Linked DNA regions of Mus musculus: all the other regions are linked to region 1. The links are chromatin loops, found by intact Hi-C in ENCODE. Cell type or tissue: heart. All regions are shown on one strand.

The links. Hi-C counts contacts between places; a loop is a spot of excess contacts. Peaks named below come from ENCODE experiments on the same cell type or tissue, not always from the same donor. Only the 100,000 strongest peaks of a DNase experiment are listed, where the experiment ranks them.
Region 2: a loop joins it to region 1, with 2.1 times the contacts of the local background. A loop is called at or near these places in 2 of 42 quality-filtered maps.
Region 3: a loop joins it to region 1, with 4 times the contacts of the local background. A loop is called at or near these places in 19 of 42 quality-filtered maps.

Annotation. Positions count from the first base shown.
Region 1 is chr2:27,760,948-27,768,947 of GRCm38, forward strand. Rxra (retinoid X receptor alpha) reads left to right here. Exons shown (of 10, transcript NM_011305.3): 10 at 1-2,372. Among named protein-coding and RNA genes, the nearest start is that of Gm39777, 73 kb to the right of the region's middle. In heart, a CTCF peak has its summit at 4,189 (motif pointing left); DNase peaks (open chromatin) are centred at 1,754, 2,173, 3,604, 4,164 and 2 weaker places; H3K27ac peaks cover 950 bases; H3K27me3 peaks cover 2,406 bases.
Region 2 is chr2:27,629,282-27,637,281 of GRCm38, forward strand. No RefSeq gene overlaps it. Among named protein-coding and RNA genes, the nearest start is that of Rxra, 44 kb to the right of the region's middle. In heart, no CTCF peak of the experiment used is centred here; no DNase peak of the experiment used is centred here; H3K4me3 peaks cover 371 bases; H3K27ac peaks cover 1,737 bases.
Region 3 is chr2:27,286,090-27,294,089 of GRCm38, forward strand. It overlaps Vav2 (vav 2 oncogene), which reads right to left. Exons shown (of 28, transcript NM_009500.2): 9 at 6,581-6,680; 10 at 5,720-5,815; 11 at 5,261-5,329; 12 at 2,517-2,603; 13 at 350-435. Among named protein-coding and RNA genes, the nearest start is that of Sardh, 43 kb to the left of the region's middle. In heart, a CTCF peak has its summit at 3,066 (motif pointing right); a DNase peak (open chromatin) is centred at 3,172; H3K27ac peaks cover 737 bases.

The DNA.
Region 1 (8,000 bases):
TAGCTGGTCTCCCATGAGGTAGGAGGGAGAAGGTCCTCACAAAACAGACCACCTAGGGGATTGGACCTAGAGGTGGTGGGTGGGAGGGTCCAGTTTCCTGGGCTCTGCGGGGAAGGACACATTGCTTTTCCATCTTTTCAAAATCCTAAACCATAACCGGCAGAGGCACCCATAAAAGATTCCAGAAACATCTTCCCTGTATCCCTTCTCTCCATGTAGTGGCATGGGAGCTGACCGTGGAGACAGCACGGTTCCCAGGACCCGCTGGCTGCCCCTTTCCTAGGCTTTGCTAGAAAATCCGTACAGCCTTTGGGGCTAGTAGCATCAGGCGGAGGAGCGGATTCCCTAGTCCATACCCAGCACCGTGCCTTCTGCAGACCCCCCTCTTCCATTGTTCATGCCAGCCCCATTCCACACTGTACCCTGTCCCTCTGAGCCACAGAGAATGCACAGTGGCTCCAGCAGAGGAAGTCCTGGGGCTGAGCCATGTCTGGGCTTGGCTGGCTGTCAGGCACTGGGGCCTTGGCCGAAAGCCCCACTGGCCCACATAGCCTTACCTGCCACTGCTTGTCACTATAGATTCCCTGGTGAGCTTCCTGCTCCTTTGGCCTCATTGTCACTGTCATGGGGGCAGTGTTGCTTGTTTGCAATGGTGGTGTGGGCGTGGTGTCACTAAGGAGAAAATTGGAGCTTCATTTAACCAGACCTTCAGTCGTGTTACCAATTTGGCTCAATTAAGGTGATTGTAATTATTATTGTTATTATTTTGGTGGAACAATCTTTAATTTTCTAAAGATAGCTCTAACATCAGCTCATTAGCCACCCTGCGCCCATCCCCACCTCAACCTGATTGGATTGTTGCCACCAATGGTCATGTGACTTCCACATTGCAGCTTCTGGGCCATATTCCTCATGTGTGTCACCACCCTGCTTGGAGATTCATCTGGGGCTCCTGTGGCCGAGAAACGAAGATGACCACAGGGCCTGTGGCAGCTGCTGGCCTGTGTCACCCTGAAACAGTCACTGGGGGAATTTGGCCCCCACGCCCTCAATTTTCCAAATTACAGCATCCCCAGGATCCTGGGCAACTTGGTGACAGTGCCAAGAGACACCCAGCCCCCCTCCCCTGGCATCCCAGGATACCTGGCGAAAGCAGGCAACCAATGGCTAGTCATCTGCTGTCCCCGTTGTAGAACTGGGGCTTGTGACCGGGTCTCCATGCACACGTGTATGGTGTGAACACATGTGCTATACAGAGACTGCCCACTGACGACGGGAGATGCGGCACAGTTACTGGTGTTTTGTGTTCTTTTTAATCAAGACTTTCCCATTTTCCTGTACATTTGCTTCTCGTGAGCAAGGACCTGAGGTCCCCTTCTGTGGGGAAGTCGGGCTCTGGGGACTCTCTGGAGGCAGGGGATGCATCTATTTTCAGATGCTTCAGGGCTGGAGTGCCCTGAACTCTAGCCATGCCTTAGCTGGGATGTGCGGCCACCATGGGGAGGAGGCCGCGTCCGCAGGGAGTAAAGATAGAGGAATGTTTAACGCACCGGGAAGGGTAAATGAATCTATTTTTGTACAAATGTAATTTTATCCCTCATGTAAACTGGATGGCATGGTGGGGGACCTATTTTGTTTCTGCTTTGAGTGTCAAAAACTGTTGGGACACCCTGACGCTGAGACAGCAGAGGAGGCGCTTACCAGGCGGCTGAAGGCGTGAGAACAGCACAGACAGACACTTCCTTCGGTGGGAGGGGGGCCGCACGGGCAGGGTTTCCTTCCCCTTCTTGGTGATTTGAACAGCCCTGCTCTGTCCTCGGTGCCTGCCTGCCTGCCTGCCTGCCGGCCTCTGACTGTGAACTGACTCCCCACGGAACTACTCACTGGGACATTGTGGTGCAGACGCCGGGGGGTTGATGAACAGCAGTCTCAGGATTATAGAAAAGAAACAACAACATGAGAGGAGAGACAAATATGAGCGTTTCAAAATATATCTCCATTCGGTTCTCATCTGTCCTGTGTTGGGGAGTCCGATCTGGGGGGTTGCAGACTTCTGGGGCAGTGGGAGTGGGAGGTCCTGTGGTCAGCTCCAGTCCCCAGCTTCCTTGGGAGGGTCTTCTCTTCCATGTCTGCTGTGCTGTGAAGCTCTCCCCTGGGGCCCCTTTGAGGCCTGCACAGAGCCATCCCCAATCTGTGTTGCTACCTGCCCAGCCCTGGCTTTCCTGCACCCAGCTTCTACTTCTGTGCTAGCTAGAGTGGGCAGGAGGTTCACACGGAGGGACTCAGATACGTGATGTCATCTAACTGCCCGATTAATTACAGGTTAACAATGCCCCATCTGTGCCATCTTGTGATAAATGCCCTTTGTCTCCGTGCTGTCTGCAGGTCGGGCTTCATCTGACCCCAAGTTTGGTGACACTGCCCTGTCATCTCACGCCCCTCTCTGCTGATGGGTTCACTCCTGGGAGAAACTGGGTACTAGTCTGAGGCTGGGAGCAATGGGACCCGAGGGGCCTTGTGATGTTGGACAACTGTTTCTAGCTGTGGCCAGCAGCCTGCAGAGCCAGTCTGCTGATTTCCCAGGCTAGGAGCGTTCTGTCACAGTACACTTCATACGTTTCACTGAAATACCCTGTGTATTTCCCCCTTGGCTGCAGAGGGCAACGGGAAGCTGAGCCCAGACTTCATACTGCTGTTCCCACTTCCTCAGGCACAGAGGAAAAAAACAAAACCCCAAAACAAAAAACTTCGGTTCCCTGAAATAGCCTTCCTTCCACAGGTCCCCAGTTAGTGAGACTTTGCAAGGTACAGTTTCTCTTCTTTACTCAGAGGGTCTTTGTCCTGAGCCAGGCCTTCCCCTGGCTAGAGCCAGTGTCAGCCCCAGGTTCAATGTGGACTTTTGGCAGTCCAAAGGTAGGGGACCTGGAGGGTCTCTGAATTGCTGAGCTGTCTACCTGATGCCTCTGCGTGAGTCCAGCCCTCTGCCAGCCCACTTCAGCCCTTTTGTGATTTAATTTTTGTGCCCAAGGCTCAAGCTGGCCCGCTCCTTGGTCTGGAAAGAGGGTCATCTCTGAGGAGTGGCCACTTGGCTTCTGTACTTGGTGCTGACTCACCGTGCGTTACAAGCTAGGTCGGTCCTCTGTTGGTCCTAACCCTTCTACAGAAGTCAGAAAGGACAAGGGACCCTGTGAGAGGCTTCAGGTTAGGGCAGAGAGCAAGGGGACAACAACTGTAGAAAGGACAGTTCTCAGGGCCCTTGGTGCTGGGTTTTAGTGACCCACGGTTAACGGGATGAGAAGGCACTGAGGGAGGCCAGTCTGGGTGGGGTCTCCCTGGGGTGGCACATGGGTCTGATCACCTCCAGGGACATAGGACTGCAGAGTGCTCCACCAGCTGAGTAGACCCAGGCTGCTTGCCGGCATCACTTGGCAACCTGGTCTAAGGCCTCCTTGCTGCCTCTGGTTGCCATGGCAATGCCTGCTCAGGGCAGTCCCTCTGGACCAGAGATGCTGGGCTTGATAAGTTTATCAGCAGTAGAATCAGGCAGCGGCAGGCTGAGCCAGCCTCTAGGCCTGTGTAACCTGAGAGGCCAGGGTGGGGGTAGGGCCTCAGGTCTGGGGACACATGATGTTTGCATGGAATATCACCAAGCCCCCGTTTTCTTTCTCTGGTCTTATGCCCAGTACCAGGAGCCAAGGGGAAGGAAAGAACAGACCTACCCATCAGCAAGCAATAGTGCTAACGTGAGTGTGTGTAGTGGTGGTAGTATAGTGGGCACATCTTGGAGCAAATGGGGCTAGCCTTGTCTCAGGGCCTGAGGACAGCAGTGCCATGCAAGTGCTAATGTGTGTCAGGAAAGTCGGGCAGGTAGGGGGTCAGAGCATTGAGGGAGTCAAGAGAGGTGGCAGCTCAGAGGGGAGTGCATCCTGGCTGACTCCAGAGAGTGAAGCAGACGGTCAGCTGATGCAGAGGCCCTCAGAAATGCCAGGAGAAGCTCTGAGGGCTTGAAGATGAAGGCCCAGCTTGCCAGTACTTGAAGAACCCTGGGGGCAAAGAAGCTACCTGGAGTGCTGTGCTAATATGGATGAAAAGTCTGAGGCTGTGGAGGCTGTCCTGGGTGGCCCAAGATTGACCGCAGCAGCAGCAGTTCTCAAATGTAGGGTAGCACTGCCCCCTGCTGGAGATATTTGCACAAGGCTGATTCCTTCCAGGACCTTCTGGTTCCTCCTAAGGCCTTGTGCTCTGCAATATACTCTATCCCCCCATGATTAGAATACTCCTAGTCCCAAGGCAGACAATTCACCATGCTGACAAGAGCAGGGCTCGGCAGGGTTGTAGCATCTGGAACATTCACCAGGACCTGGGGAATGCGCAAGGTTAGGCTCCTATCACCAGTGCTTGATTGGCAGCAGAGGCAAACCTTGGGTCTATTTCCCCATCTCTGCTAAGGACAGGATCCCCATGCCCAGGGCCCTGATATCAAGAGTCCTGGTCACGTGGGAGAAGATCTTCAGGTACCACTGCTGTAAAGAGGCTCTAATGCTGGCACTGAGGTAGGGCAGTTTGGATTCAGATACCAGCCTTGAGACCCACCTTGAAGACTGGGGCTGAGGGCCCAGGTCCCAGGAAAAGGCACCATCCCTTGCTTACTGGAAGAAGGCAACTCTACTGGCACCAATGCACCCTCAAAGGTGAACAGTGAGTGTCAGAGCTGCCTGAGGAGGTCAAGTAAGAGGAAAGCTTGGAGCTGTGAGGAAACTATAGCTTCTCTCCTTCTCTCCCCCTGCCTCCATCCATCCCTTCTTCCCTCTCTTTTCTCTTCCTGTCTTCCCCTCCCTCCCCTTCCCCCCTCCCCTCTCCCTCTCTATATCCTTGTTATCTCTCCCTCCCTTTTTCTCCCTCTCTCTCCCTCACTCCCTTCTTCCCTCTTTTCCTCCCTCTCCCCCTCTTCCCCTTCCTTCCCTTTCCCCCTCTCCTTTCCCTCTCTCACTCCCTCCATCCCTTCTTCCCTTTCTTTTCCTCCATTTCCCTCTCTTCCCCTGTCCCTCCCTTCTATTTTCCCTTTATCTCTCACTCCCCTTTGCTTTCCTCCCTCTCTCCTTCCTTCCCTCTATCTCCCTCCCTCTGTCCCTTGTGTCTCTTTTCTCTCCCTCTCTTCCCCCTCCTTCCCCTCTTCTTCTTTCTCCCTCCCTTCTGGCCCTCCTTTTATCTCTCACCCCTGTCCTTCCCCCTCTTTTTTCCTCTCTCCCTTCTTTCATCCATTTATGCAATGTTCTTGCCACCTTCTGCTCATCTATCTTTCTGTTTATCCAAATGCTCGCCCACTGTCTACCCAGCTGTTCTTCTACTCTTCCATATGTTCACTCAACCATCCATACATCTGTCCATCCATCTTTCCATCTATTGGCTCTCTGTCTGGACATTTCCTAGGCTCGGGTCCCATCCTGAGGGGGCTTTATCTGTCCCTCCTGGACAGGAAGGCATCATCGACCGGAATCCCTAAGACTCTAGGTTGCTTTCCTCCTGGCCTTGTCACCATTAAGTGGTGTGACTGATGCTGTCAGACCCACAATAAGAAACCAGCTCCAATGTCCTAGGTGCTGAAAGATGAGGGAGCCCTGTCCTCTGGAGCAGATGGCTGGAGCATCACTTTCTATCTGTCTTCCTATTGTCAGCAGCTGTCAGTGTGTGGTCCAGCTTGTGTAGGGGGCAGTAGTACCCCATGCCCTGGTGTGAGAGTCAGGAAGCCAGGTCTGGGACTCAAGCCCAGCTCATGAAAGCAGACAATATTGTTTCCCTGGCTTCAGACTCCCACCTGTGGGTGCTGTCAGACCTGGCACAGTTACTGTATCCTATGGGACACAATCACAAGGATAGTTATCCAAGAGCTCAGACTAGAAATTGTCCAAGAGAAAGGATCACTATGGGTCAGCTGGCAGCTGGCAGCTGGCAGGCCTCTGCTCCCAGGCCGGTGCTCTGGATGAAATCAGGCGTAGGCCAGCCTTGGTGGACCTCACAGCTCTGGGGATGGAGCTACACACTCAGAGCCCACAGCCCAAGGCTGGGTCTGTTCAGAGTCAAACATGGAGATGGACGGAAGGAGTGCAGGAGGCTTCAGGATAGGCAAGACGCACAGCTGCAGTAGCCACTGTCCTGATGCTGCAGGCCTTGGTGTGTGTGTGTGTGTGTGTGTGTGTGTGTGTGTGTGTGTGTGTGTGTAGGTGTGTGTGTTACACACTCTAAATTCCCAAGATGCACTTGAGGATTCAGAAAGAAGAGAGGCTGTTGCCACCAGAGGCTTCCAGTAGTCCCACTGGATGATGTAGGCCTGAGGCAAACAGGTTTTGAGGGCTGAAGATGGTCCAGCAGTCACCATCCATGCCATGCACCCTGCAGGCTTGAAAACTTATATCTACCACAAACCTTGCCAGGGAACACTGATAACACCTTTCCCTAATAACTCTAAGCTAGAAGTGACAAAGATGTCCTTTGATGACACTCCCCCCCCCCCCCGTACCATGCCATGCTGCTCAGCAATAAATGGGCGGGGTTAGGGGCACCCTAAACATACATGGAAACATCCTAAATGCTTCACACGATGGGAAGATCAAGGAGAGCCCTTCTTTGAGTGTTCTTGGGGGCTCCGCTGAGAGGAAGGCAGAGTTGGTGAAAGCCAGGGTTCTTTTGTAGAGCAGTAAAGTTATTCTGGGCTATCCAGGGTCAGTGGGCTCTTGTCAGCACCTCAGAGGCTTTTGGCATCATGAGGCAACCCACTGCACACAGGAGGTGAGGGTCTTCCAGGGTGGAGGTGGAGGGAGGACATGGTTAGCCTGTGTCATAGGAGTGAGCCTTCTGAAGGGCAAGACAGCTGCCTGGTGGCTTGGCAGAGGGGAGGGTGAACCAGCGGAGGTCAAGAGGGTCATGCCAGAATAATGCAGTAATTGGATTGTAGCTAGAAGTTTGAAATCCACAAGGCTGTGCTCATGTAAATAAATGATTGAATAAATAAACAAAGAGAAGGAAAGAGGAAGGGAAATTCCAAACAAACTTTGCCGCCCTCAGCAGATATTGAGTGGAAGCTTCCGTTTGTGCCTGAGCGTGGGGCCTGCACGGTGACTTCCCCGGAGGCTCGTGTGAGGCTCTCACTAAGAGTCCCAGAAGTCTGAAGCAGCAGTCCCAGTACAAGCTGGGCATGGTGGAAGACTCCTGTAATTCCTTCACTCAGGAGGCCAAGGCAGGAGCACCACATCCCAGTTTTGAGGCCTGGCTGAGCTATACATACCAAGAGCCTTTCTTTAAAAAAACAAAACAAAACAACAATAACAATAACAACAACAACAACAACAAATCAGCCCAAGGCTCTCTCTGCCTAGGCCCCAGTAGAACCAGATAGGCAGCACTATACTTCTGACAGACGGAGGCAGAGCAGAAACTGACCAGGAGGAATGCATCAGATGAACCCCACATGGGGCCCTCTAGGCAGCTTAAGGTCTTTAAAAGAGATGTTCTGAGAAACCCAAAGAGATATGGTGAGTAAATGTGACATGATCACAAACTGTCAGTACTACCTCAGTTAAGGGATGTGTTAAAGATGAGACAGAGGGGAGAGCCTGAGGCAGGAGGAGGAGGGATGGGAGGATGAAGGGAGGAGAGAGGGAGGAAGGAAGGGGCCTGGAGGGAGGGAGACACTAGGAACGTGCAGAATCTCTGTTGACAGCAAGTCTTCAGCAAACCTAAAACCATTCTTAGGTTTAAAAATGTATTATGGGGTGTGGTCATTATACAATACCTACTTCAGGTCCTGTTGGAGCCACCAGGAACTAGGCCAGGCGGTTTTTGTTTAGTGTTTACTAGCATATATTAATTCTACATAATAAATACTAGGTTACAGCCAAGTGTGGTGGCACACACTTTTAATCCTAGTAGTCGGGAGGCAGAAGCAGGCAGATCTCTGTGGGTCTAAAGCCAGCCTGTCTACATGGTAATTTTAGAGAAATTGC
Region 2 (8,000 bases), 130 kb before region 1:
GCCTGGTAATGTGTTTCTTCCCAGATGTGAGCCACCCTGTCAGTCTCACAGGACATTCCCTCCTTTGTTCCAGGATCTTCCTCTCCCTTGGTGTCCATTCCTCTGGGGCAGATAGCTTTTAAGCTCTCCAACTGACATCAGGCTAGACAAATGCCAGGGGCTTCCCTGCCCTGTGCTATGGCCCCTAGGAAGATATCAGGGGCCCATCTCCTCCTCAGAAGCTGAGATGTACAGCCCCCCTAGGCAGGCTGTGGGATGTCTCATGTTGTGTATGTGTATGCTTGTATATATGGGCATGAGTGCAAAGGTCACATGACATCTTGTAAGAGTCAATTCTCTCCCTCCATCCCATGGTCTCTGGGATGGACTTAACTCAGGTGGTCGGGCTTGGTGGTAAACACTTGTACCCATTCCATGACGCTGGTTCTTATAGTGCACCATATGTACAGCCAGAGGTCAGCCTCAGACAATGTGAATAATGGTTCAGGGAACTTTGAGGCATGCTGGTCCTGGTCTAATAATGGTGGTGGAGAATGGGCAGAGATGGCAGCCAGCCTCTTGATGACTCTGTCCTTCAGACAGCAACAGGGACAGAGTTTTGGGCCAGGGTCTAATGAGGCTATGGGTAGAAGAACAGGAAGTAAGGGAGGCTGGTGGTCCTACAGTGTGGGGCACCAGGCTCTTCACTGCATCCAGGTGGGAACAGCACCTCTAGTACTGAGGCCATGTGGAGTTGAGACCTTGGTGATCCAGTGCGACCCCGAGCTTGGTGTAGCCTCGGATCCAGGAATCCAGGAGAGGTCAGAGTCAGCACAGTTTGCTTAGGACTGGAGGGGCAGGAAGAGGCCAATGGGCTAGGCCAGCCACAGTCTCAACCCTGCCCTGCCCTAGACTGAGAGCACAGGTCCCATAGGTCCCCCCTACGTATACATGCATTTATTGTGTGTGTGTGCACATATGGCACAGTGAATGTGTGGAGGTCAGAAGATTGCTTATGAACGTTGGTTCTCTCCTTCACCATGTGGGTCCCGGAGACTGGACTCAGTTCACCTCAGTAGGTGAAAAGACTGTACCCACTGAGCATCCTCATTGCTGTGAAGCGATTCCATGACCAAGGCCACTCTTATAATAAAGGCAAACATTTAATCGGGGCTGGCTTACAGTCTCAGAGGTTCAGTCCATTATCACCGTGGTGGGAAGCATGGCAGCGTGCAGGCAGACATTGTGCTGGAGAAGGAGCTGAGAGTTCTACATCTTGAGCTGAAGACAGCCAGAAGGAGGCAATCTTCCACACTGGGTGGAACCTAATCCCAGGGGACCCCAAAGCCCACCTCCACAGTGACACACTTCCTCTAATAAGACCATACCTCCTAATAGTGCCACTTCCTTCGGGCCAAGCATTTACACACATGAATCTATGAGGGCCAAACCTGTTCAAACCTCCACACCCTCTATCTTTGTTGTTTGTTTTGAGTTAGGCTCACACTGTGTAGTTTTGGCTGGCCTTGAACTAGGTATGTAGTCCAGACTAATCTCCAAGTCATAGGATCTGCCTACCTCTACAGGGATTAAAGGTGTGGTTTTAAAAACAGAAACTTAATTGATTTACTCCTAGTTTTTATGTTACATTCATTACATGTAGGGTAAATCAGTTGTTGCTAAGGATGTGGCACATGCACTTACAGCCTGTGTGACCATAGGCAGCTTACCAATGTCTCTGAGCTTAACTCCTTACTTGTGAAGAGGAAATTTCTAACTCAGCTGAATTGGATTCCAGCTCAGGGTGAGGGTGAGTTGAGGGGGCGTGGCTGGGTTGCAAGTTCCCACACATTCAGAGGCTTAAAAGAACACATCACTGGGGTGTGGTGGCTCATACCTATAATCCTACCATTTGAAAAGCTGAGGCAGGAGATTGCTGTCAATTGGAAGCCAGCCTGAGTTAGATAGTTCCAGGCCAGTTTAGGCCACCGAGTATGACTGCATCTCTATAAAGAAAACAAAAATAAACAAAACAACTGTACCACTTCAGTTCTGGAAGTCTCTGGTTCAGTCAGAGTCTCATCAGGTGTCCTCAGGGGTGTTGGTTGGGCTGGGCTCTCACCTGGATGCTCAGGTTGGGAGGGAGCTGCTTCCCAGCACAAGGTGACAAGATGACATCTTTGCTTCAGTGTGACTCAGCGGCCCCTCCTTGTGGGCCTTCTGCCCACAGCTGCGGCTCATGCCAAGGCACCCTTGTTTTGCCCCCCATGGCTCCTTAAATCACTCTGCATGGTGCTCTCATCATAGACTGGCTCCGTGCTAGCTCTTAGAGGCCCTGTGTCCTATCCGCTCACTCCTGCGTGTCTAGAGAGGCCTGTCTGGCTTCTCACAGACTCCCACATCTGGGGGATGGAGTGGGGTGTGCCTTTGGAACCTTGCCCTCTGTGTAGCATCCACAGAACTTTACAGCGGTGATGGATAGAAAATTTCCTCTAGACAGAGATCACACAGACTGTACGGCATGGTGTGAAAGCTAGCAGGGAGAAGAAAGGGATACGTGCACATAAAGTGAAGAGCGGGGTGCCTGGAGCCATGGCAGCAGGTGGGGACAGCCCCCACTTGGTCTGACAGGCCTGTCATCACCAGGAGAGTGGCATTCAAGCTGAGTCCTGAAAGAAGACAAGGTGAGGCTGAGGGTGTGTTCCAAAAGGCAAGAACAATTTGTGCAAAGGCCCTGGGGCAGAAAAGGGTGTCAAGTATGGAAGGAATCCAGAGACTCTCTGGGACTGGGAAGAGTGAGTTGGGAAGGGATTCCAGGTTGGAAGGTCAGCAGGGATACCAACACGTGACTCTCGGGCCCCTACCTTCGTCATAAAATAAATGAATTGAAAAGAGATTTCATAGACATCATTCCCACAGCAGGGCTGTGCAAGCAAGGCCTCCAGGACAGGACCTCTCTTCCAGGGTGGTTTATCTCTGATTAACAGATAAAGTTTCTTTCTAATCCACTGAATTTAAATTAGCACAAAGGAGATTACAAGTAGGCCTGCAATCAGGCAAACTTTTTTTTTTTTTCCTTTTCTTGAGACGGGGTTTCTCTGTGTAGCCATGGCTGTCCTGCCTCTGTAGACCAGGTTAGTCTCAAACTCAGAGATCTGCCTGTCTCAGTGTCCCGAGTGCTAGGATTAAAGGTGTGCATTGCCACTGCCAATCAGGAAAGCATTTGGAAAGAGTCTAGAAACCAGATTCAAAACAGCAGACGCTGTCGTCACTCCTTCCCCATCCTTCCTCTCTTCCTTCTCCCCCCTCCCCCACCCTTTCCTTCTTTCCCCCATTTCCCCACAATTTCCTCCTTGTCTACCCCTTCCTTCCCCTCCTTCTCTTTCCCATGGACTTCGAAGAAGCAACAGCCATCAATTCTATAATCCTAAGGAAGTGGCTTCTCTACGCCACTACGGAGCATGGGAAGGTTCCCTCCCGATGAGCGTCTCCTGCTGAGGATGAAACCACCCTTCAGCCACCCCGGGGGTAATGGGAGACACAAAACTAAGACCAGCCAAGCCATTCATGGACTCCTGACCTGCAGGAAGGGGAAATCAAGCATGGGATTTTTAAGTTTCAGGTTCTGAGCTTATACTGTTATTTCTTGTATGCCATACGCAGACCTCTTTGGGCTGTGTCTCCCTGGACTGCACACTACCACACACGGCTCTGAGCAAAGGCACAAGACAAGCCCACCTGTGTCAAGCCAGCTCTCAACCATTTGTCACTGCTGTGGTTTTATGCATATGGAGATGATGGCTTCAGAGTGGGGGCCACAGGTGGAAATAGCACACTGCTGGTCTCCAGTTCTGTGTGCTTTCTGCTGAACTGGGGTATATATCAAGATAATTTTCAACAATGCATCCCAGACAGCTGCCCATTGGAATCTTGGAATGAAGTGCCCACCTTTGCCAGCCTAATCACTAGTAAGCCATGCTTGTATTGGGCACTGGGAGCAGCTGGACCAAAAGGCTGGGCCTTGGGCGAAACTTGCACGCTAGCAGGAAGAGGACAGAACAGGCCTAGGGCATTTAGAAGAAGCTGACTATAAGGTGGCTGAAGGGAAATGCAGCAAGGAAAGGCTCCTCTGAAAAGGAGTTACCAGGTCTCAGCATATGGAAGAGAGGGCTCAGAGGATATAAAGGTACTGCCAGTCACTACTGGGGGAGGCCAAAGTGATGGGTGGAGATACTGAGAGTGTCATCTATCAGTGGGCACAGAGGCTGGAGAGAGCACAGATGTCCCCACCCTCCCTGGGAAGGCCTCCAGTTGCTCTGGAGTTTCTAAGAGCTTTCTTTATACTGGTTGGACTTCAGGGGAGACCACAAAGTTAAGGAGGGCGAAGGTTACTTGGACCCAGAGTCACCAAGGGACAAGCAGGAACACTTGGCCAAGTACAGTGTGTGGCTCCTGCTTACTGCATGGGGGGAGGGGATAGGACGAGCATCCTCTACTTCCACAGGGAAGGCCTTTGTGGAGGAGTATGGCTCCACTAACTCAGGCCCATAATCCAGGTAGCCCTGTGCTCAATCTACCTTGGCTACATTTTCTTGTATTCTGGGCAGCAGAACAGGGCTCTTGGGGGGCTCTCCAGAGCACTCATGGAGAAGGAGGGGGCTCTCAGCACAGTGGGATCCCATAGAGCCTCTCTCAGAGCTGTCAGGTCATGGGCTAAGGGACCACAGAGTGACTTTAGGGTCCTTAGGCATGTTGTTGACCTTCTCCTGGGCTCAGAAGGCCTCCCAGGTTGTGCCTTGCTGTTCCTACACAGGCCCCTTGACTCTCTCAGAAACCTGACCCCAGGTAGTGGCAGGGGGGAGGGACACAGAGGAACTGGGTTTCATGACTAGAAGAAGTGGCTTTTTATCAGTGTGCCCTCTGGGAGTCTGGGCCCAACCAATGAAATTCTGTCTGTTGACTCAAGGAGGCCTGCAAAGTGGGGCTGATGGCTAATTGAGATTTATGGCTTCCCCTGAGCCTGGCCACCTCTGATCTCTAAACAGTTGGGCTAAGTGCTGCTAAGGAGGACGATGTCTGACTCTGTCCCCTGGCCCCTCTCACTCTGATGTCTGACTCTGTCCCCTGGTCCCTCTCACTCTGTCTCTCATCTCCTTTTCCTTTCCCTGCCTCTCCATCTCCCCACCTGACCAAAGCACCTATTGTGTGGGCAAAGCACCCTGGCAGGCTCAGGCTCAAGGATACAAGGAGCTATGGGAGTGGCCCCGGGTAGCATCCCTTGCTGTTGACTCGGCGGGTTAGGCAGGACCACCAAGGCAGGGTTCTGCCTGGCTCATCTGAGCATCCAGGGTTGGGAAACAGGGCAGTTATCTGTGGTGGACTATCAGTCACATACGGATCCAGCAGGTACTTAAGATGTGTGCTCCCAGCTCTGCTTTGGTTTGCTGAGGATCTGCCCTGTGGACCACCAGGCCCCTGCTCGGGTCAAATGAGAACTTTCACGACCCACTGCCTCAGTGGAAATAAGATGCCCATCTCCAGAGGTGTGAAACGCAGCTGGATGACTTCTGATAGGAGGGGCTTCTGACCAAGGCTGATCCAGATTACAGACCCTCCGATGGCCCCCTGGCAGTCAACTCAACTCTACCAGCCTTCTTGCTCATTCTGCTGATGAGCTAAAGGATAGGTCAGCTTGGTTATTCCTGGGCCATCCGTCAGTCCGGTCCCAAGGAAGGACAGATGCCACCAAGTAGGTCTTCAGCACTTGAGGGTTGAAGGCCTATGATTGGAGTGACTAAACAGACCACTGGGTGGAGGGCAGGCCTGTCTGTTCCCTAGGCTTACAACATACAAGGCCAGGACTCTTAGAGACAGATGGGGATGATGGTGGGCCAGGGTGGGAAGGGAGTAAGATAGGAAAGAAAGGAGGAGGGAAGAGAGGGGAGGGGAGAGAGGAAGGGAGGAAAGAAGGAAGATGGGAAATACAAGCAGACCATTCTAGAAGCACTGGCCATGAGTCAGGAGGATTGCAAATTTGAGGCCATCCTGCTACAAAGTGTTGAAAGAGGGGGAGGGGCACATGTATTCTGGCAACACTAAATCAAATATAAAAAAGGCCCAGGATGTGGGGTGAACCTGAGTGCACCTGCATCAAGCTTAAATGTGCTCCCATGTGTATGTGTGTGTGTGTGTGTGAGAGAGAGAGAGAGAGAGAGAGCGTATGCACGCACACAAGTGCACGTGTATGTGCACGTGTGTGTCCCTGCCCAGCTCACACAATGCATACAATTGCCTCCCAGAAATGAGGATGTTTTTTAGAAAAAGGACGCGCTTTAGAAAAGGAACTCGCTTTTGAATCTCAATCGGCTGTTTCAACAATGTCCGTTTAATTAGCGTGTTTTGAAGGGGAAATGAAGGAAAATTATAACTCATCCGAGAAAATAGCTAGTACGTGCTCAGCTCCCCTGTGGCTTCCCGAGGAGCCGCCCCAGGTCCAGCCACCAGGCCAGAGGAGAGAGGGAGAGACACAGCTGCTGTGCCTTCCCCTCCCAGGACTCCCCCCTCCCCCCCCTGCCTCCACCAACCCATAGCAGGACACAGAGATCGTGGGTAGGTGGGTGTGAGATCTCCCTGTGCAGAACAGCAAGGCACAGGGACACAGAGAGGACAACGACCCTTCCCTATTGGGAGGCAGGAGCAAAGTGGTTAAATGAAAGAGAATACAGGTCATCCTGGGACTGTTTGTATTCTCAATCTGCCATTGTGTATGAGAATTCACCGAGGCTCCATTCTTAACTCATAAAATGGTGGTGATAGGTTTGAAGAGATGTCTCAGCAGGTAAAGATGTCTGCTGCCAAGCCTGACCTCCTGAGTTCCATCTCCTGCATCTACACAGTGGGAAGAGAAAACTGACTCCCACAGGTTGTCCTCTAACCTCTACTTGCATGCCATAGCATGTACATGCGTGCATGCTCGCGCACACACTTGCACATGTACACACATGCACACACATTAAATAAATTGTATATAACAATAGAAATAATAGTGACAGCTATGAGTTAAATAAGATGATAACAAGAAAAGCCTTTGTAGAGCCGGGCATGGTGGCACACGCCTTTAATCCCAGCACTCGGGAGGCAGAGGCAGGTGGATTTCTGAGTTCGAGACCAGCCTGGTCTACAAAGTGAGTTCCAGGACAGCCAGGGCTACACAGAGAAACCCTGTCTCAAAAAACAAAACAAAACAAAAACAAAAACCAAAAACCAAAAAACAAAACAACAACAACAAAAAGCCTTTGTAAAATGTTGGGTCTTAGCCATATCTGGGTATTCCTTGAAGGATCTAGGAAAGATCCACAAAAGGGCTGAGGCCCAGCTAGTTCTAAATTTCATATGCATAGCTCTTGCCTAGGTTCCCTAGGAGCTATGGAACCCTTCAACTCTGGAGGCTCTCCATTGGCTGCCCAAAGCTCTTGTCCTCCCCCCACATGCCTGCTCCTCCAGGGTCAAGGCTGCCCTAGTGGCCCCAGTGGCAAGGCTGGGACAGAGACCCCTGCTATTCTTCATCCTGGCCACATGGCTCCTGAGGTCCCAGCCCTGTCTACACTTTTAGCTCCTGTCTTTGCTCACTGACTTGTGCCTCTGCTGGGGGAGTCTCTACACAGCTAGCAAGGTCCTGTGATGCTGGGCTCTGACCATTCTGGGGCTGGGGAAGTGTGGACCCCCCTCCCTCTCATCCACTGTTCTGACTCAGTTCCTATCTGAGGAATGTGCCTGCAGAGCTCAGTCTCAAGTGAATGTCACTGGAGGAATGTGGTGAGGGAGTGCAGTGCTGAAGTTATCCGGGTCCACAGCAGCTCTTTCTTCTGGAAAGTTCTATCCAGAGAAACAGTGGCTGATCCTTTCTGAATGCTCAGGTGCCATGCTCCTATTCTCAGGCTAAGAGAAATTATGGCCACTGAATTTGGAGTGGAGAAGACTGAGGTACAGCAAGGGGAAGGCAGGGGGATGACACTTTTATT
Region 3 (8,000 bases), 470 kb before region 1:
CCAAGTCTGTTGTGACGTTTCCTAGACGGCTGACTTGTCCTGACTCCGCCCACACCTGCCTATCTACTCCCACTGGGCAAGGAGCTCCCCAGAGGCCAGACCTCTCTGTGTCCCAGCTTCGACTCCCAGGCCAGCTCACAGCCCACCACAGGCAGGGCAGTGCCCTTTTGTGGCTATTGCTGTGTGACAGACACAGAGGAATTGTGGAGAGAGGAAAGGAAGTGATTTAAACAGCTGCATGGCGCCTGCCTTGCTGTCCTTCTTCCCACAGGAGGGTCTGTCTCAGGCCTCCTAGGAGTGGGGTCCCCAGGCTAAAGGGGGATGGGGTGCCGAACATCACCCCACTCACCTGTCTTGCTTGGTGTGGTTGACTATGGACCGGACTTTAAGCTCCCCGTCAATCTTTGGCCTCCCAAATTCCTCCAGCTTCACTTGCTGGAAAGGCAAGGACTGTTAGTCCAAGGGTGGACAACCTCTGCATTGCTAGACAGGGAGAAAAGTAGGCATGCCCAGGGCAGGACAGAAAGACCCAGGTGTGATCTAGGAAAATGTGCCTACGGTGACTGGGTAGCCCATGAATGAGCCAAGCCTGTCCCCTCTCAGGGGGCCACAATGGGGACTCCCTTGAGCCCTGGGAACAAAGGGCAATTGATGGTCTGGTCATGCTCACAGGCGGCCCTTGTGTGGAACCCGGAGCTGTAGGAAAAGCCAGAGGTCCAGCCCTAAGAGAGCAAATAAAGCAAGCAAGCAGCACCACTGGACTGAGCGGCAACCACAGGCGGGGTCCAGCCGGGTTCATCCTCCACAGAAAGCAATCTATGCCCAGCCCCGCCACCACTGGCCATCAAGTCTCCATTTCCGCTTCTGCTTGGACTGTGCCTCTCTGTTCTGTTTAATACAGAGAGATCTGCCTTTCCACTGTCCTCTGTATCCTCTTCAAGGGACAAGTCTATTCAGGAGAAGGCAGAGGTCGGGTTCCAGGGGAAGTGGCTATGCCTGTGGGTGGTCACATGGGCCTGGAGGCCTGGTCCCTGTACTCTGTGAAAACTCCTAGGTCTGACTTCAGTATGACAGAGGCTGGCCTTGGCCTGACACAGAGCATGATTCACATCTGCTCGGGGACTCTGCTATGCCCCTTTGTCCCCATCACACAGGACATATAAATCCAGGTGCCTTCTCCTAGAGACAGCACCAAGACTGCATGCAGCTTGGCTGTCATATACCAGAAACACCGAGATCCATGGATCACCGTTCTTTGTGAGATAGGGCCTGGAGTATCCCACACTGGCCTGGATGCTGTGTGGCCAAAGACAACGCTGATCCTCCTGCCTCCGCCTTCCTCCTCCCCTGCCCCCGATGCTGGATTACAGTTAGTGCCCCTGAGTCCAGTTTACTCAGGGCCCTGTGCATGAAAGGCAAGCACTCTGCCAACTAAACCACACTCACATCCCATTCCTTGTCATTTAAAGAGCAAACATGACTCACAACACCAAAGCAAACTCCCCTGTGTTCAAAAGCAGTGTGTTAACTGTGCAGTGATCAGAAAGCAGGGATGACTGGCAAATGGTCTGAACCCCACAAATGTTCATGCTTCAGGTCACACTCATGACACATAAGAATGGGCTGGAGAGATGGCCCAGCGGTTAAGAGGCTCTGAGTTTGATTCCCAGCAACCACATGGTGGCTCACAACCATCTGTCCCGGGTCTGACGCCCTCTTCTGGCGTGCAAGCACACATGTAGACAGAGCACTCATCAGACACTGCTTGGCAGTTCTCCTTGCCCTCTGATGAGCCAGCCAGCTCTGTAGAGGGTTCCTCTGGAGATGAAGATGGGTATGCCAGCCTAGATATCGGGCTTCCAGGTTTCTACTTCGCCAAGCTCTCCAGGAAAATCTCCAAGAAGAGGGGATGTTTGAGCGGGGAAAAAAATCAATGGTTCAATATCAAAATGACTCTGGGAATCAGACGGCATTTGGAGGAGCAGTCATCACTTGGGGTTGAGGGCGCTATTAGCATCCGATGGGTGGGGGCAAGGGCGTGCTTAAGGTCTCCTATTGCAGAACACCCCAACACAGAGAGACCTAGACCCAACATGGGGCCAAGCAGGGCTGAGTCCAGGAACAGCTCATCTCTTCTCCCCGGAGTATGCCTGAGAGAGGGCCAACCCTGACTGACAGCCCCCAGTCTGATTCCTAGACAAGGGGCAAGCTGAGGGCCAGCTCTCAGGTTGAGATGACCGTGGCCCCACCCCCAAGCCGAACCCTGCCCACTGCCCACCCTGAGGACAGGGAAACAGGAGGGCCACAGAGCAGACGAAGCGTCCTGCCTCTGGTCGCCACAGCCTGGGGTTCAGGCTGGGAAGGGAGAAAGAGAGCCAGGCTGTCAATAGGACATCCATCTCCTGAGCCCTACACGTGGATGACCTCATCCGCACAGTAGGTAGAACTGGATGAAGGCTGATACTGCCCGACCTCCCTCCTACTCCCGGCAGGCTTCGCAGGCAGCCACGGCTTACCAGGTTTTCTATGGAGCACTGGAACTCGCTAATCTTCTTCAAGGTCTCCTTGTCCCGCTTCACTTCATTGATGTACATGGCCAAGTCCTGGAAATCAAGACAGGATCAGGGCACTGAGTCACACACGGGGTGACCTCCCAGCCCCTTCCTAGCCCAGCTGGTCATTCCACACTCTTCCTCCATCTTGCCTGGGGCCACTCCAACTCTGGGCTATGGGAGTAAAAACCACCACACACAGGGAACCAGGAAGGAATAAGGTGAAGAACACAACATTTGAACCCAGAGTACACACTATGCTGAAGAGGGTGCTGGGAACCCCCAAATCCAGGTTCCCCTCACTCAGAAGGCCTTCTGTGTCAGAATGGAGATGCAGCCCAGCATGGATAAGCCACAGTGGGTCACACACAGCCACTGTTTAGACCTTTCTGCTCTCACGAAGCCCCTGTCCCACCTTCCCTGAAGAGCCTGGGTATTCTGTAAGTGGCTGGGGGAGATGGAGTGGGGGGAAGGTATGAGCCCTACATAGTACTGCAATCCTCTAGTCAGTCACCAGGGGGCAGTGCTCACTTTGCTTCAGAAAGTTTGAAATGGTCTGGAAGCAATGCCCAGGGGCGGCTGGGACAGAACAGCAGGGATCCTACCCAGAAAGCAGAGCAGAGAGGAAATCCCCGGCACACAAAAGCCAGACCCACATCCTGGAGCCAGTTCCTACCTCCCTTATGGCCTCTCTTGCTTCTGGGATCACTTCAAGGGCCAGCCTACAAACCTTGCTACTGGCAGCTCCCTACCAGAAGCCACAGTTTATAAAGGGTGGGTTTTGTTCTAAATCAACAGCAGCGACAGATCTGAGCGTGTGTGGCCCTGTGCACCCTGGCAGGAGTCACAGAAGTGCACGTCTGGGAAGGAGATTCCCACAGAGACAGTAGAGCTCCGGAGGCAAAGCAGCCAGCTAACAGAGTTGCATGGAGTGTGTACTGCAACCCTGAGGAAAGCTTAGCTCCAGGGCAGTGACAGCCCAGACACTGGCTGGATGAATGGTTTTCTGCTTTGCATTGGGGACATTAAAGGCTTTTAGATTCCCTGCTGTATTAGTTTTCACTGAGGGCACTTCAGTTAGAGAACTGCATTGATCACACGGTCTTGTGTGGCCATGTCTGAGAGATTGTCCTGACTGACGATGGAGGAGAGAGGGAACTGCCCACTGGAGGTGGCGCCAATCCTAGGCTATAGAAGAGAGCTAGCTAAGCGCTCCAGAAAGTGAGACAGTAAGCAGCCTTCTTCCATGGTTTCTGCCTTGAATTCTTTCCCTGATTTCCCTTCATGACAGACTGTGACCTGGGAATATAATCTAAAATAAAACTTTTCCTCCCCTAAGTTGCTTTTGATCGTGGTTGTTCATCACAGTAACAGAAAGCAAACCAGGCCGCCTTCTAAACTTTGCAGTTTGAAGAGCCTCCCGTGAAAAGAAGAACACAGAGTCACAAACCCTCTTTGGAATGTCAGGAGCTATATAACCTCAGGGTACTTTGCCACAAAGGGACCCGAAGCCACACACTGGCCAGGCTTGGGTTCAGGGTACACCTGCAGTATGAGTCACATGCTCCAGGAATGGCTGACACTGAATTGTGTCTGCAGTGGGAAGATGTGGTGGTCCCTCTGCTGCGGTGACCTCAGTTCCCCAGGGGCGCCAGCCAGAGGTCCCCATGTCAGCCATGGCACCCACATTTAAGTCCATTCAAAACTGATGCAAACTTTTCCAGCTGCATGAAGTCTGCTCTCAGAGAGCAGGTAGCTTTGAGAGCCAGCGTCCTCCCCCTGATCCTGTGTGGGAGTTAGACTGCAGCACCTTCCTCTTCAAACAAGGTGTGTCTTGGGAAAAGAAGGGGACCATGGACCAGAGGACTCAGGGGTCAGGGGTCAGAAGTCAAGGCTGGAACTCACTGCTTCTATAACACTGCAATGCCAAAGGGACCTAGCCTGTGTCAGGCATTTCACCTTGTCTAAGACAGGTGTCTATGAGAGGCACAGGTATGACTGTGGGGTAGCCTGACAGTCCCTTGGCTAAGGAGTCTGGAAGGTGACTTTCTTGGACTGTGTCAAGTTCATGGCAAAGACAAGATGAGTGGGATGCAGGCAGATTAAGTGAGGAAGAGGACATGTCCTGAGCACACCTTGGGGTGGGAAAGAATAGAGCATGCCCAGGAATCTGAGCATGGCCAGGCTTCCCCGGAATCTGAGGCGTTCCTGTTACACACATCTTCAATGACCCTGGCCTGATTCAGAGAACAGCAGAAGCCACAAAGGTTTCTGAGCAGAACACAGACGAGCTTCTGAGGGCAGTGGACGGCCATACATGAGGCATAGAATGGCTGGGCAGGGGCCTTCAAAGCCAGCACGTGAAAAGGGACCTTCCAGTGAGTGACAGGGCATGGGCATGGGACAGACCTTCATCAGCAGATGCCCAGGAGGAAAAGAGGTACCCCAGGATAGAGCTGGCACCCAAAAACCATTGATGACCCCAGTGGACACTTGAAAATACAGTGTGGGGACAGGGCAACTGCAGGCAAGTGAAGTTGGGGACTTTGGACACATGGTGCAAGCAGCCTAGCCTGCTGCTCCTTCCACCATCATGTAAGTCTAAGCCCAACCGCAGTGTCCTGTCAGTGTTACCAAGGAGCTCAGTCTGGATCCAGGAGTGTGTGCACACTGGTCTGGGGACTCCCCGCTCTGCCTCTCTTACTTACCTGCATGGCTTCCAGGGCTTCTTTGAGCTGTTGTCTTTCTGGTCGGTCTGCAGAATGGCTCAGGAGCTCCTAGGGGAGTGAGAGGGAAGCTAGGGTGAGCCCTCAAGGTCTCAGGACAAAGCCACCCACCAGCTCAAGTGCAAGTCCATCTGTCCAACTCCAACACACATGGGATCCCTTACATAGTAGACAACTGTGCAAGGCCTCAGTGATGAAGCAGTCAAGCATAGCAGCTCTCCTCTCCTCTTCCTGGTCCGTGGGTGCTGTCCTGTCTCTTCCCACTTTCCTAATGGTCTTAACTTATTCATAATTTTCCTTCCAGATGCCAGGATACCCCTTCATGGTATGTACTGAACATGGGCTCATTCATCAGTGTGTGCCACCCTGCCTGTGGGTCCAAGCCCATGCCATCAGAGCCCAGTGTGACAGAGGGCATGATGAGCAGGCTGCTAGCCTCACCTTGAGCAGCAGGTGGTACTTCAGCACCCGTTGCATGGGCACCACCAGCAGGTCTTGCAGCTTGAACTTGCCATCCTGAACCCTGAGTGTGCACTCCTGGAGAGAGAGAAGCGAGTGGATAAAGGGTATTACTCTTCTGGGAGAACTCATGCCCCACTGCCAGCCACACAGAGAAAGAGACCTCAGAGCTGGATCCTCGGTCTTCTAGATTATGCATGAAGTTGGTGTCACCACCCCTCACATCCCAGAACATGATGGGACCCTGGGATCTGAGGCACCACATTGCACAACAGTGCCTGAGGGGGCTGGGCCTTGCAGAACATGGCCCATGGATCTGCCATGTGCTCCCTGAGAGGCCAAGTGGGGAGGGGGCTCATACAAGGCTGTGAGGATAGCTAGGATCCCCTGCGGTTCAGGGACAGTAGAAACAAGCATTACATGCTACCAGCACTTAAGCTGGAGCGCTGAGACAGAGCTTTCCTAACCACACAGGAAAGGGCACTCACTCCTGGACCCAGAGGTGAGGAAGAGCCAGGAAGGCGCTCAAGCACAAGCTGACAGAGGTAGGCAAACCTAGGCAAGGGAAGGAGGCCCAGTGTATCATGAAAGTCACCTAGGCCTGCTAAGGTCTGATAGGACCTCAGCAGAGTTTAAGGTCAAGTGTCACTTACTGTGATGGATTTGTCCAGGCCTCCACAGCCCCTAAGTCTTAGGCTGTGTTGGGACAAGTATTCTGGCAATCGCCCAACAAAATAGGGGAATAGCCACAAAACCAAAGACCGGTATTGAGGGAAGTTGGTTTGTCCCTTAGGTCTCAGCTAGCCAGCTGCACCAAGTCAGGGTACCAGGATGCTTTGTTACCTCCACTTTCTGCCTGAAGTCCTCTCGGCTGGCGAGGAGCTGGTTCAGTGTACTCTGAGCGTGTTCCATGTGGCTACAGTACTCTCCATAGATCAGGAGCCTAAGGAGGGACAGCAACGTGTACACAGAGCCAACCAAGTAAGACATTTACAGTTGCTATGAGCTGTGCTACAGTGCACAGGCAATGTGGACATGCATGCACCCATGCATCTCTAAGATGCATGCAGCTACTGTCCTGACTCCTTCTCAGGCAAGCTGGAGAGCCTCAGGGTCACTGCCCAAATGGCTCCCCTCCCCCAGCCCCCTTTCTGCTTTCCTACCTGTTACATGACCGTGTTGGGAGGAGGGCTCCCGAAACATCAGCAAAGGAGGGTTACCAAGTTCCCCCAGCCAAGAAGGCACCTCCTACAGGCTACCTCAAGTCGCCATCCATGGCTCTACCTCTGTTCAGGAGAGGAATGCCTGAGAGAAGGTCCTGCCTAAGGGGCTCTCTGCTTGCCTCCAAAGACCTAGCATGGGGACTATTCATGGCTCAGGCTCATCCTAGGGCCACACAAATTGGGGGTAGTCTCTGGTGCTTCTTCAGGGGTGTCAGTGGCCACATCCAGAGATATGCAAGGCCCGTGCCCAGCCAGAAGCAACAGGGTTCCAACTGCCCTAGCCAGCCCTACTTAGTTAGCTTCTGTTTTCCTCTCCTCCCTCCTCGCCAGAGCCCATGGTCACCATCTCTCTTTTGCCATTCAGAATATTTTTTTGGTATCGTACCCTGTCCTCTTTGTCATCACCTGGTTCCATGTGCTGTTCCCAGGGGATGTCATGTCTTCAGGTCAGAATATCTGCACTCTCAGGACAAGAGGGCAGCTAGCCTACAACTCCCTCCCTCAATTTCCCTGAACACAATGAGGCCCTGTAAGAGGAGACAGCACCATAGGACAATATTACCAAGGACAAACAGGATGGCAGCCACACATCACTAGACTACTGCTCTCTCAGTGACAGTGTTTAGGGTCCACTCTGAGTAGTCATCCGAGGTTACTGAAGCCCCAGTGAAGTGCCCGAGACAGCAGCTGACTGAGTGTCAGCCTGGTGAGGAGCTGACTGGGAGGCTGGGCTTATCCTGAGTGTCCCAACCCCACCTTACCCCACTCATATGTAGCAGGGAGTCCATGAGAAGGGCCTCCCCAGTCAGCAGACCCTGCCCACTGGGACCCTTACGCCTCTTAAGCCACAGACGCAGGGCTGAGGCAGGTGGCTGGAGTCTCGCATGAGCCACTCTGGAGGAAGCGTTTGCTATAATTGCTGGGACGGGGTGGGCTTTGTTCCCTCTGCTTCCTTAGAAGAGAGCTCTGAACTGCTGCTGCCACCATGCCTTTGTCCCACCATTACAGTGGTTTGAAAAGGAAGCACCGCCCCCCCCAAA